Regions from separate parts of the Homo sapiens genome. Here region 2 is linked to region 1. Evidence: read pairs that join two places in POLR2A ChIA-PET (ENCODE). Cell type or tissue: PC-3. All regions are shown on one strand. Links, peaks and the distances in the headings refer to the core of each region. The heading gives the core; the rest is flanking DNA.

Region 1 (7,764 bases), core at 1,465-6,464:
AGGTTAAGTAACTTGCCCAAGATCACCCAGTGGCTGGTGGAGACACGGGGATGCACACCAATGCCCTTGTGGGTCCCAACCAAATAGCCCTGGCTGCCCTTCTTGACTGGCAAATGTGGTGGTGGCAAGGGTTTGCGGTTGAGAATCAGGGTGTGCTATTATGTCTCTGTTCTGCATTTTACTGTGGGCGTGACCTAGACAACTGAGCTTTTGTGAAGTCTCAGTTTTCTTTTTTATTTTTTTTTGAGACAGAATCTCGCTTTGTCACCTCCGCTGGAGTGCAGTGGTGCAATCTCAGCTCCCTGCAACCTCCGCCTCCCGGGTTCAAGCAGTTCTCCTGCCTCAGCCTCCTGAGTAACTGGAATTACAGGCGCACGCCACCATGCCTGGTGAATTTTTGTATTTTTAGTAGAGATGGGGTTTCACCATGTTGGTCGGGCAGGTTTCGAACTCCTGACCTCGTGATCTGCCTGCCTTGGCCTCCCAAAGTGCTGGGATTACAGGCGTGAGCCACTGCACCCGGCCAAGTCTCAGTTTTCTTATCGGTCACATGGAGATTATGATAAAAGTGATTCCAACCTCACCTGTCAGTCATGAGAAATAAATGTGATAATTAACATGAAGGCAATCTGTAGACTGGAGAGTACTATAGAAATGTTTATTGTTATTTGCATTTGTAGATATAGATACTAAGGATTACAGAGGTTAAGCAACATGTCTGTGATCACGTAGCCAAAAGCGACAGAGCCAGGACCACCTGTATTTGAGGAAATGCCCGAAGGGACCATTTCTAAGTGGGGCACAATGTGGGTCTTGAATGCTGATTACCTGAGTGGAAGAACTCAGGGTGCTCTTTGCTTTAAAGGATGGAGTTAGGGGGAGAGGAGAGCTTTAGAGAATGCTACCTTCAGGAATAAAAGAAGGAATCTCTCTCAAGTAGCGTCTCAGAGGACAACATAGTATGAGGAGGCAGTGAGGTTCTAGAGTCTTGGTAACTTGTCTACAGCTTATTATTATTATTATTATTATTATTATTATTATTATTATTATTATTATTTGAGACGGAGCCTCGCTCTGTTGCCCAGGCTGGAATGCAGTGACGCAATCTCAGCTCACTGCAAGCTCCGCCTCCCAGGTTCACGCCATTCTCTTGCCTTAGCCTCCTGAGTAGCTGGGACTACAGGCACCCGCCACCATGCCCGGCTAATTTATTTTTTATTTTTAGTAGAGATGGGGTTTCACTCTGTTAGCCAGGATAGTATTATTATTATTTTTGAGACAGAGTCTCACTCTGTCACCCAGGCTGGAGTGCAGTGGCTTGATCTCGACTCACTGCAACCTCTGCCTCCTGTGTTCAAGTGACTCTCCTGTCTCATCCTCCAGAGTAGTTGGGATTACAGGTGCCCACCACCACGCCTGGCTAATTTTTCTATTTTTAGTAGTTTCACCATGTTGACCAGGCTGGTCTTGAACTCCTGACCTCAAATGATCCGCCCACCTCAGCCTCCTAAAGTGCTGGGATTATAGGCGTGAGCCACAGCACCCCGTCTATTTTTTTTTTTTGGGACGGAGTCTCACTCTGTTGCCCAGGCTGGATTGCAATGGCGCAATCTTGGCTCACTGCAGCCTCCGCCTCCCAGGTTCAAGTGATTCTCCTGCCTCAGCCTTCCAAGTACCTGGGATGACAGGCAGCATGTAATGGAGGCACCATGTGATGGAGGGCATCATGCTGGGCTAATTGTTGTATTTTTGTAGAGACGGGGTTTTATCACGTTCGCCAGGCTGGTCTTCGTCTCCTCACCTCAGGTGATCCACCCGCATCAGCCTCCCAGAGTGCTGGGATTACAGGCATGAGCAACTGCACCCAGCCAGTTATTATTATTTTTGAGATGGAGTCCCACTCTGTTGCCCAGGTTGGAATGCAGTGGTGCGGTCTCAGCTCACTACACCTTCTCCACCCGGGTTCAAGCAGTTCTTGTGCCTCAGTCTCCTAAGTAGCTGGGACTACAGGAGCGCACCACCACGCCTGGCTAATTTTTGTATTTTTTTTTTTTTTGAGACGGAGTTTCGCTCTTGTCACCCAGGCTGGAGTGCAATGGCTCACGGCAACCTCCGCCTGCTGGGTTCAAGCGATTCTCCTGCCTTAGCCTCCCGAGTAGCTGGGATTACAGGCACCCACCACCGCGCCCAGCTAGTTGGTTTTTTTTTTTTTTTTTTTTTTGAGATGGAGTCTCGCTCTGTCGCCCAGGCTGGAGTGCAGTGGCGCAATCTTGGCTCACTGCAAGCTCCGCCTCCCGGGTTCACGCCATTCTCCTGCCTCAGCTTCCCAAGTAGCTGGGACTACAGGCGCCCGCCACCACCCCCGGGTAATTTTTAATATTTTTAGTAGAGACGGGGTTTCACTGTGTTAGCCAGGATGGTCTCGATCTCCTGACCTAGTGATCCGCCTGCCTCGGCCTCCCAGAGTGCTGGGATTACAGGCGTGAGCCACCGCGCCCGGCCCTGTATTTTTTTTTTAGTAGAGACGGGGTTTCACCATATGTTGGCCAGGCTGGTCTCGAACTCCTGACCTCGGGTGATCCACCTGCCTCGGCCTCCCAATGTGCAGGGATTACAAGCGTGAGCCACCACACCCGGCCCCACAGTTATTATTGAATTACCCCCACTGTCTCCTCTAAGTCAGCGGTTTGCAAATCTGAGTGTGCATCAGAATCACCTGGAAGGCTGGGCCCTACCCACAGGGTTGTGATTCAGCAGGTTGGGGGTGGAACCCGAGAATCTGCATGTCTAACAGATTCCCAGGTGATGCTGCTGGTCTGGGAACCACACTTTGTAAACCACTGACTTAAGTCAGCAAAAAACCCTTTTGAGAAGTGCTCCTCTGGCTTTGAGCTGAGGGAGAACAGAAAGGCAGGGAGGAGCACCTCCTAAGGGGTTTGTGGTGGCTCCTCTTGGAGCCTCTGGGAGTCTCAGGCTGCAGGCACACTCTCTTGTCACCCCAGAGCTTCCTCCCTCCTGGGCCTCCTGGGCCTGTGCTGTCCCCAGGTTCTTCCACCTCTTACCTTGGGTGGTGTCCTCCATCTTGATGGGCACAAGGGGGCTCTGGGGCGCTGAGTCGCCGCTCAGGGAGTAGCTGTGCTCCGCCTGGATGCCTGGCGTAGGGGAGTCCAGTTCCATGTCCAATAGAGGGCTCTTCTCATCCAGCACAGGGTCATCAAAGAAGCTGCTGAACAGGTCATTGGAGAAGTCCTCCATGTTCTCCGTAAAGTGGTCCAGGTGCTCAGGAAAGTGCTAGGGAAGGAAGAGGTGAGGGGAAGAGGGAATTCAGCTTTGCTTGGGAAGGGGGTGCAGGTGCTACTGTGGTGGTGCAGCACCCCACCATGGCCACCACTGTCCCTGCAACCTCCCATTACTGTGCCCATTCCCATTAATATCAGCAACATCACCAATCTCCCCAGTACCAACATTGCAACACCAACTCTCATCATTTCCATCATGACCGTTACCACTGTCATCCCATTCTCTCTACCACCAGCTCCACGCTCACCATTGTTATCTGCAAGGGTGAGCTCAGGATGGGATCAAAAACTCCCTGGACCAGGCAACAGGACACTGGGCTCTGTGACCTTTGTCAAATCACTTAAACTGCGTGAGTCAGTTTCTCAGTCCTTCTTACTTCCTTCATAGGCTGATGTGAAGACAAAGTAAAAGAACAACCGTGTGTCTACGCCAACAAGTTTGTTTTCCAAAGGCAATATTAGTGAATTTTGTATGATCTTTTGCTGGAATGTGGGAAGGGAGTGATGCAGGGCAGTGGGATTCTTGAGGCCTCCAGTCTCCTCAGCAGCACAGTGTCCATCTGTCCTCAAGACTTCGGGGTCTCTCTCCTTTCCCAAGCCATCCTTTATATGGAGAGGTTAGGCTCCGGAGCCCTACTATTTAGGTTCGAATGGTGGCCTCCATCCTTCTAGCTATGATTCAGTGCTGTTTAAACTGTGGGTGGTGACTCATTAATGGGTTGTGAAATCAATTTAGTGGGTCACGACCAGAATTTTAAGTAAAAATAAAACAGAAAAAAAAAAGTAGAAAATATCAGAGTGCACAGCACACAGTGGAGTTAAATACCTGGCAATTAAAAAAAATCACAGTTGTGTGTGTGAACGCACATGTGTGTACTTGGTAATGATGTAAAATATATTTCTTAGAAACAAAAAAGTCTGAAAAATCTTGGTCTCCATGATCTTGGGAAGGTCAATTAACCTCTCTGTTTCATTTCGTCCTCTGTACAGCTGGTAATATTAATAGTTCCTACCTTCCAAGATTGTCATGAGGATTAAACAAGTTAATCCACGTACAGGCCTTATAACAGTCCCTGGCACATAGTAATTACTCAATAAACGTTGCCTCTTATTGTTAGTAAAGCACTCCAGTGGCTGACATATGGTAGGTTCTTGTACATTATTTTTCTCTCTCTAAAGAATTATAAATGTGTAAAGAAATGTTTCTTTCTCTCTCTTTCTGTCTTGCTTGTGAGAGTCTCACTCTGTCACCCAGGCTGGAGTGCAGTGGCATGATTTTGGCTCACTGCAACCTCCATCTCCCGGGTTCAAGTGATTTGCATGCCTCAGCCTCCCAAGCAGCCGGGACTACAGGTGCGCACCACCACGCCCAGCTAATTTTTTGTATTTTCAGTAAAGATGGGGTTTCACCATGTTGGCTAGGCTGGTCTCAAACTCCTGGCCTCAAGTGATCTGCCCGCCTCGGCCTTCCAAAGTGCTGGGATTACAGGTGTAGGCCACCGTGCCTGTCCAATAAATGTTTCTATTGTTTGTTCCTTATTTATTGAACGAATGAATTTGCTGGTGGGTCAGAAGAGATGGGGGATGGGGGGCTGCCTTAGGTCCTGAAGCCCTGCCTGCTGAGTGGTTAAAGGCTTGTGCCAGGGGATTCCTTCAAGGTCTGGAGTTGTTGGCCCTTTCTGGCCTGGAATATTGGGAGCCTGTCCCAACCTGGAAGGTAATGAGCAGAGAAGCCTTCTGTATGAGCATAAGGTTCAGGGCCACATGAGTCTGTCTGCATGGAGTAGGAGATGAACACGAGCTCTGGAGTCACATAGACGTGCTTTTGACTCCTAGCTCCACCACTTGCTAAGTTGCTTAACTTCCCCGTGCCTCAGTTTCCTTATCCGTAAGGGGAAAATAATAGTTCCTACCTCATAGTGTTGCCATGAGGATCTAAAATTTTGTTAGATTAGTACTCACCTCATAGGAGTATGAGGGTAAAATGAGTAAATACTGTACATATAAAACACAGAACAGTGCCTGCTACAGAGTGAATGCTCGATCATTGTTAGTTATCGTCATCATGAAAACTGCAGCCCCTAAACTCTGTCCCCGAGCTGAGCTTGGAACCAATGGTGGGAGTTGTGGGGGGAATGTTTGGCCTTTCCCTCCAAACAAAGCCTGATGAGATAATCCAGGACAAAATGAGCTCAGAAGCCCCATTGGCAGGGGTACTCTCCCACTTCCCAGTTTGCCAGCAATCAATCATCATCCTACATTTCTGTTGTGCTTTTAACCCAAAGTGCTCTCCTATGCATTATTTCATTTAATCTTCACAATTATCCAATGAGACAAGACAAATGCATATTGGCATTTGACAGAGAGAGAAACTGAGGCCAAGGGCGCTAATGCAGCAGGGAGGTGCCCACCATCCCTCACTGTCCAGTCTTTTACAACTGCAGCAGACCCTCCCCGGTCCGGTAATTGCCCTGAAGCAGGGTTTGCACCCTGTTCACCTGCTGCCTTCCAGCACCTGGCTCATGATACTGGTGGAGGGACAGGGCCTTAGAACCCAGATGGCAATGCCATCAGCATACCAATTGTCCATCAATACCTGGAGTGAGGCAGTACCAGGAGGTCAGAGCTGAATGAGTTTCTAAGAATCACTGTGATCCCAGACAGAGGCCATTTACAGGGTATAACCACCCCCCAACCACCCAGCCAGCCACAGCCAGGGCCGCGCTGGCTACACCCTCCGCAGAGCCCGGGCCTGCCGGCTGGGGGCGCTTCCGCCAGTTCTCTCCCTTAGGGTCTCTCAAAGGCCTGGTGTTGGGCCCAGTGGGAGGGGGCTGTGAGCAGAGGGAGCCGGTGAGTCAGCCGCTAAGGTATTTCTCCAGCAGCTGCTTCTCAGGCGATAAGGGTTTGCCAAGCCCCTTCCTGGGGCCTGGGAGAGGAAAGATGCTTCCTCGGATCTGGGCTGGACTCCCTGAAGGCCTTGGCTCAGGCAGATGACCCAGGTTCTTCCCAGAGACCCTTTTAGGGTGCCCACAGGAAACTGCTTAGAGAGCTCAGCTGGCCCCATTGTGTGAGCAGTCCCCACCCCACCTGCTAGAAACAGCAGCCAAAACCCAGCAGGATGGAGCTTCCAGAGCAACGGGAGCCAAGTGGAAGGGGAGGGCGGCCAAGGGGCAGGCGGGGTGGGGGTGGAGGACACTCCGACGCCCAGGTCCTCTTTGCGCCGGGCTTCTTCAGGTGCTGGGTGGACGGTGGGCGCGTCCCATCATCCCTAGGCCCACCTCGCCCTCCTGGGAGCACTGCCATCAGGGACTCCCCTAGAGCGCTCTGCGGCCCTAGTTCCGTCTGATGCCTGGCCTCTCATGGCGGCTAAGGTAGGGTTGGTTTCTATCACCAAGTTAGAGGCAGAAGGGACGGGAGAAAGCTCCCCGACGGTCCCCTGCCCCTCGTTCCCCCCCTCCTATTTCTTAGTAGAGAAAACTCCAGTCCAGAGAGGGAAACACAGCTACCCAGGACGCACAGTGAGCGAGCTGGTGATGTCCGGGGCTGCAAAGTGAGCTGGTGAAGTCCAGGGCTGCCCTGGCGTGTGCGGGACCTTCTGGTCCTCTCACTCCTTCCACCGCATCCACTTGGCCCCATCCCTGGAAAGCCCATTTTGGAGACCTCAGACCTCCTCCGCTCCAGCACGCCCCCTTGTCCCCTCTACCCCCAACCACACCCAGCCCTCCCTCCACTTCACACACAAAAGTTCAGGTTTAGATTGTCCGATGGAAATTGGGGAGCAAGAGCAAGGGGTCGGCGGCCAGGAGTTCACGAACTTCAGGGGAGCCATGTGTCAACGCTCTGAGGGCGACAGGGTTCTGCAGGGGGTGAGCGTCCTACAGGGGTGCCTTTCCAGGCAACGGGGGTGGGAAGCCGGAGAAGGACATATTATGATTTGTTTCCCTCCTCGTTAAAGACTTTTTCCTATAGTCGTGCCAATATAAGCTCCTTCTCGGCTGTCACGCGCAGCCGGCGCCGGCTTCCCTCCCTTGGAGGAGAGGTTCCCGAGCTCTCCTGCTTGCAGACCTGCGTACCCCTCTTCTCGGCTGCACCCTCTCTTGGAGCCTGGCCTCAGCCGCCCGCCCTTTAAATTTTAGAGAAGGATCCGGGTGCCGCCGTCCTGGAGCGGCCCACAAAGGGTTAACCCGGGAACACCCGGGGCCGCCCCTCACCGGAATCCGGCCTGCTCACTGGTGGGAGCCGCAGAGCTCCTGGCCAATGGCGGGAGGCTGCGAGCAGCAGCCGGTGGCGGCGTGGAGGGCACCGGAGGAGTGCAGGGCTCGCGCGGAGGAGGGTCCCGGCCTGCGCCGACGGCCCGCGGCTGAGGGAGCGCAGGGTGCACTGGCTCGGGCCTGCATGGGACCCCTTCTGCGTCTGGGGCCGAGGCAGAAATGGCCTGGCCGTCTCACGGTGTCCTAAACCCCTC
Region 2 (5,000 bases), core at 1-5,000, 280 kb after region 1:
GAACACAATTTGAAATGAGATGACATGATGATTAAGATTATTAGGAACCCTGAAAGTTAAGCATATGGGCTTTCCTGCTTCTTAATGGTTGTGTGGTCCTTTTCTACCTAGGAGATGTAACTCACAGATGTAATATTTCTTACTTGCTTCTGTGTTGCAATGTTGTGTTATCATTTTTAGAGCAGAGCTACTGTTTAACTGTCAAGCAGAAATATAAAAACAAAGGAACCAGTTAAATCTAACCGGAGACTAATACGACTAAATTTCATTGCTAAGATTGGAATGCCGTCTGATTGCTTAAGTTAATATAAAAGTAAAGCATTTGGATCTTGGAAAAATTGGTCACAGGTGAATAGAGTGCAATTTATAGCATCAGAAAGAACATAGTACTCCATAATATCTACTCCAGAACTTGTTCAGGGGTATGGTAGAGTATGTTTAACTAAATTCCTCTGATCCCTGCTTTTAGCCAGCTTTGCCTGGATTGGCCACATCTTAGGGCTGTGTGGACCTGGTTCATTCCCACTTAGTTTATAAAAGCCCATCTTATTTTTTGGCGTGGTGTACATGCTTACCAATGAAAGTTAGCTTCTGGATTAGTTCTCAAGTGAAAAAAATTAAGATGATTCATTTGACATGATACTTAATTTTGATGTGACTTTATTTGGAACTCAGATCCCAAGCTAATCAAAAAGTACCATTAAAAGCGACATTCTTTTCCCCTATCTTCTAGAAAGAATTAAAAAGCAGTTTCTTCTTTTCCTCTTTAGAGAAGATAAAGCGAAAAACCAATAACTGAGAAATTAACAGCCACAAAAGTTTGCAAATGGAGTCTGTGAGTTTCAAAGGCTCCAAATTAAAAAAAAAAAAAAATTAGATTAGGCTTCCAGAATGAGAAAGGCTTATTTTCTTCCCCCTTTCTTTTTCTTGCCTTATTTTGACCAAATGAGTTTGTCTTTAAACACAGTTTTAGCTTCTTACATGATGTGTGTGTTCTTGCTGCTTACGGTATGATACATTGATTTTGTCATAAAAAGTCTTGCATTGGATTGCATTACTCTGAGATGTTATTTTAGAAATTGGTGATGTGCATCTGTGAGAGCGTGTCATGGTATGCAGTAAGCAGTGCCATTAAGTGAGTTATCACCATCTGCTCCTACCTACAGTTATTCTTGGTACAGCATCATCATTTTTTCTACAACTATCAATTGCTATCTCTGTTTTCTTGAATTTAAAAAAAAAAATGTGTTGTCCATATCAGGATTTTGTTCATGTTTACCAAATTATCTTTTGCCAAGTCATGTGACATATGTACCTGTATGGAATCTCTTCCATATGAAATTGAGTCAAATAGGTTAGTGGGATTTAAAAGGCATTTAAATGGACACATAAATTATGCACAGACGGCTATTTCAGGATAGCTGTTTTCTCTGAATTGATGAGAGATGAAGTCTTTAGACAAATTTCTTTCAGTTTTAAGGAGATTCTTTTCTTTTTCCCCTATAGATTTTTCCCAACTGGCCAAATACACCAGAGGCTAAGTGTTAATACTATACTGTACATTCTCCTGAAAATGGTGCTGAGCTTGAGCCCAGACCTTCATGATGCGCAGCTAACAGATCATTGGGCATTCTGGGGAGGTACATTTTGATGCTTTTATAAGAAAGCTTTTGAAGCATAGGACACATTTTTTTTTTTTTTTTTTTGAGACGGAGTCTCGCTCTGTCGCCCAGGCTGGAGTGCAGTGGCGCAATCTCAGCTCACTGCAAGCTCCGCCTCCCGGGTTCACGCCATTCTCCTGCCTCAGCCTCCCAAGTAGCTGGGACTACAGGCGCCCGCCACTACGCCCGGCTAATTTTTTGTATTTTTAGTAGAGACGGGGTTTCACCGTTTTAGCCGGGATGGTCTCGATCTCCTGACCTCGTGATCCGCCCGCCTCGGCCTCCCAAAGTGCTGGGATTACAGGCGTGAGCCACCGCGCCCGGCCTAGGACACATTTTTTAACCCCTACAGCTAGTTAGAGTAATGAATTTAACCAAAATAATAAATTTTCATTTTGTGTTCCAATTGAGATTACAGAGTTGAAAAGGCAAAGTAATAAGAGCAATTTGGGTGGCTATTTACACTGTGCTTTGCTGTTTGATAGCCTTTTCTGTGGAACCTTGGTTTATTTCTAGGGGAAAGATTAGTTTTTCCTATCAGTCTACATATTTATCAAGAACAGTTTTTAGGGACAAAATCATTTGCATTTGATTTATGTAATCTTTGTTAATTTTGTAGAAATTTGGAAGAAAATATTATAGTGAGTAAAGATAATGACTTCTTTTCCAGTTTGGTTTTTTTGAGGAGATGAGGGAGGTGTTTTTTTTTTTTCCCCCTTAAGGGCAAATCCTGAACTGTAACTTATAAATATGGAGCTCTTCCTTGTCAGGAGTTTCAGCTTACAAATAGCTTCCTACCACCACAGGGAGACAGAGTGTTATCAGTCCACACACCCAAAGCAAGAAAAGAACACATCCAACTAGTATTTGCAAAGAGTAGTTTACAGTCTTGTTAGCTTTCAATATACTTTAGTATCTCCTACTTCTTTAGTCGTTCTGAGTGCTAAAAAAACAAATCTGATTTTTTCCTTTGCTAGAACTATGAGAAGATAGCAAATATGCCTGTTAAAAATTAATAGATGTAGGCCGGGCGTGGTGGCTCACGCCTGTAATCCCAGCACTCTGGGAGGCTGAGGCGAGCGGATCACCTGAGGTCGGGAGTTTGAGACCAGACTGACCAATGTGGAGAAACCCCGTCTCTGCTAAAAATACAAAAATTAGCTGGGTGTGGTGGCACATGCCTGTAATCCCAGCAACTCAGGAGGCTGAGGCAGGAGAATCGCTGGAACCTGGGAGGCAGAGGTTTCAGTGAGCCAAAATCACGCCACTGCACTCCAGCCTGGGTGACAGAGTGAGACTCCATCTCAATTAAAAAAAAAAAAATCCAGGTTAAACATTTTTAGTAAGAACACTACCTTGTGACTTCATCACATCAGGGCACATCATGTTGATTTGCCCCAGAATTGCTGATACAAATTTTGATCATTGGTTGAGGTCGTGTCTGTTTAATTTTTAAGTGCTATAGGTCTGCATTCTAGATGATAGAATCATGTAATGATTCAGTTCAGTTTACCAAACATTTCTGAGGGCTGCCAAGCTCCAGGTAGTGGGCTATAAAATCAGCAAGACCTAGTCTCCCCATGTTCTTAAGGTGCTGGCAGTATAGTAGAGGAGAAAAACATAAGCTACAAATTGCAGTGTAAAATAGATTATGTCATGTGCCATTTTAAAGTTGTACACGGGTGCTCTTTGAATATAGAGAAGGGAGATATTAATCCTGAGTAGGGGATTAGGGAAGGGTTTATGTAAGAAATGGTGTTTGATCTAGGTCTTCTAGAATGGGTAAGGTTTGGACAGGTAGGAAAGGTGTTGCATGAGAGAGGGAATAATTTAAGCAAAGGCAAAGGTACAGAGGCAGGAAAAAGCATTTTGAGTTCTGGAAATAGCAGATAATTCAGAGTGGTTGAAGGAATGGATATAATGGGAGGCGAAGTATAGTTGTTAAGGGCCTTAAATGCCTTACCTAAGAGTTTAGGGAGAAGACTCTGGGAAATTTTGAGTCATGAAATGACATGGTGATATCCCTTTTTGAGAAAGATTGTTCTACTAGCAAAAGGATCTACAGTCACACAAAGACATTTAGGTCAACAACAGACCACATATATGATGGTGGTCCCATAAGATTATAGTGGAGCTAAAAATTTTCTGTTGCTTAGTAGCCATCATAACTACTTGGTAGCGTAATACATTACTCATGTTTGTGGTGATGCTGGTGTAAACAAACCTACTGTGCTGCCAGTCATATAAAACTATAGCACATACAATTATGTACAGTACATATTTGATAATAATAAATGACTGTGTTATCAGTTTATGTGTTTACTTTTTATCACTACTTTAAAATATACTCCTTCTGCATAGATAGATAGATAGATAGATAGATAGATAGATAGATAGATGACTGTAAAACAGCAATAGCCTCGGGCAGGTCCTTCAGGAGGTATTTCAGACGAAGGCATTGTTACCATAGAAGATGACAGCTCCATGGATGTTGTTGTCTGTGAAGACCTTCCAGTGGGATAAGGTATAGAGGTAAAAGACAGTAATATTGATGATTGTGACCCTGTGTAGGCCTAGGCTAATGTGTGTGTTTGTGTCTTTGTTTTTAATTAAAATGCTTAAAAAGTTACAAAAAATTTAAATATTTAAAAATAGAAAACTTAAAACATAAGGATAAAAAAAGTATTTTTATACAACTGTACAATGTGTTTTAAGCTGTTATTACAAAGAGTCAAAAAGTTTAAAAATTAAACTTTATAAAGCAAAAAAATTACACTAAGCTAAGGTTAATTTATTATTGAAGAAATAAATTTTTAAAATCTCAAACTATAAGAATCCTAGAAGAAAACCTTGGAAATACTTTTCTGGAAATTGGCCTAGGCAAAGAATTTATGGCTAAGTCCTCAAAAGTAATTGTAACAAAAACAAAAATTGACATTTGGGACCTAATTAAACTAAAGAGCTTCTGCATAGCAAAAGAAACTATCAGAGCAAACAGACAACCTACAGAATGGGAGAAAATATTTGCAGTCTATGTAGCCAACAAAAGATTAATATCCAGAATCTGTAAGGAACTTAAATCAACAACAACAACAAAATAAATAACCCCATTAAAAAGTGGGCAAACAACATGAACAGACACTTTTGAAGGGAGACATACAAGCAGTCAACAAACATGAAAAAATGCTCAACATTGCTAATCATCAAAGAAATGCAAATCAAAAGCACAGTGATACCACTTTACACCAGTCAGAATAACTATTTTTTATTTTTTTATTTTTTTTTATTTTTTTATTTTTATTTTTTTTTTTTTTTGAGACGGAGTCTCGCTCTGTCGCC

What was found. Peaks named below come from ENCODE experiments on the same cell type or tissue, not always from the same donor. Only the 100,000 strongest peaks of a DNase experiment are listed, where the experiment ranks them.
Region 2: POLR2A ChIA-PET joins it to region 1 with 11 read pairs; 2 of 35 experiments call an interaction of 5 or more read pairs at or near these places.

What each region holds. Positions count from the first base shown.
Region 1 is chr11:46,295,462-46,303,225 of GRCh38, reverse strand. CREB3L1 (cAMP responsive element binding protein 3 like 1) reads right to left here. Exons shown (of 12, transcript NM_052854.4): 2 at 3,063-3,291. Among named protein-coding and RNA genes, the nearest start is that of CREB3L1, 22 kb to the right of the region's middle. RefSeq lists a silencer at 7,480-7,559. In PC-3, for the core only: no CTCF peak of the experiment used is centred there; DNase peaks (open chromatin) are centred at 3,585 and 3,985; H3K4me3 peaks cover 872 bases; H3K27ac peaks cover 1,825 bases.
Region 2 is chr11:46,014,956-46,019,955 of GRCh38, reverse strand. All of the region lies in intron 6 of PHF21A (PHD finger protein 21A), which reads left to right. Among named protein-coding and RNA genes, the nearest start is that of LARGE2, 95 kb to the right of the region's middle. In PC-3, for the core only: no CTCF peak of the experiment used is centred there; no DNase peak of the experiment used is centred there.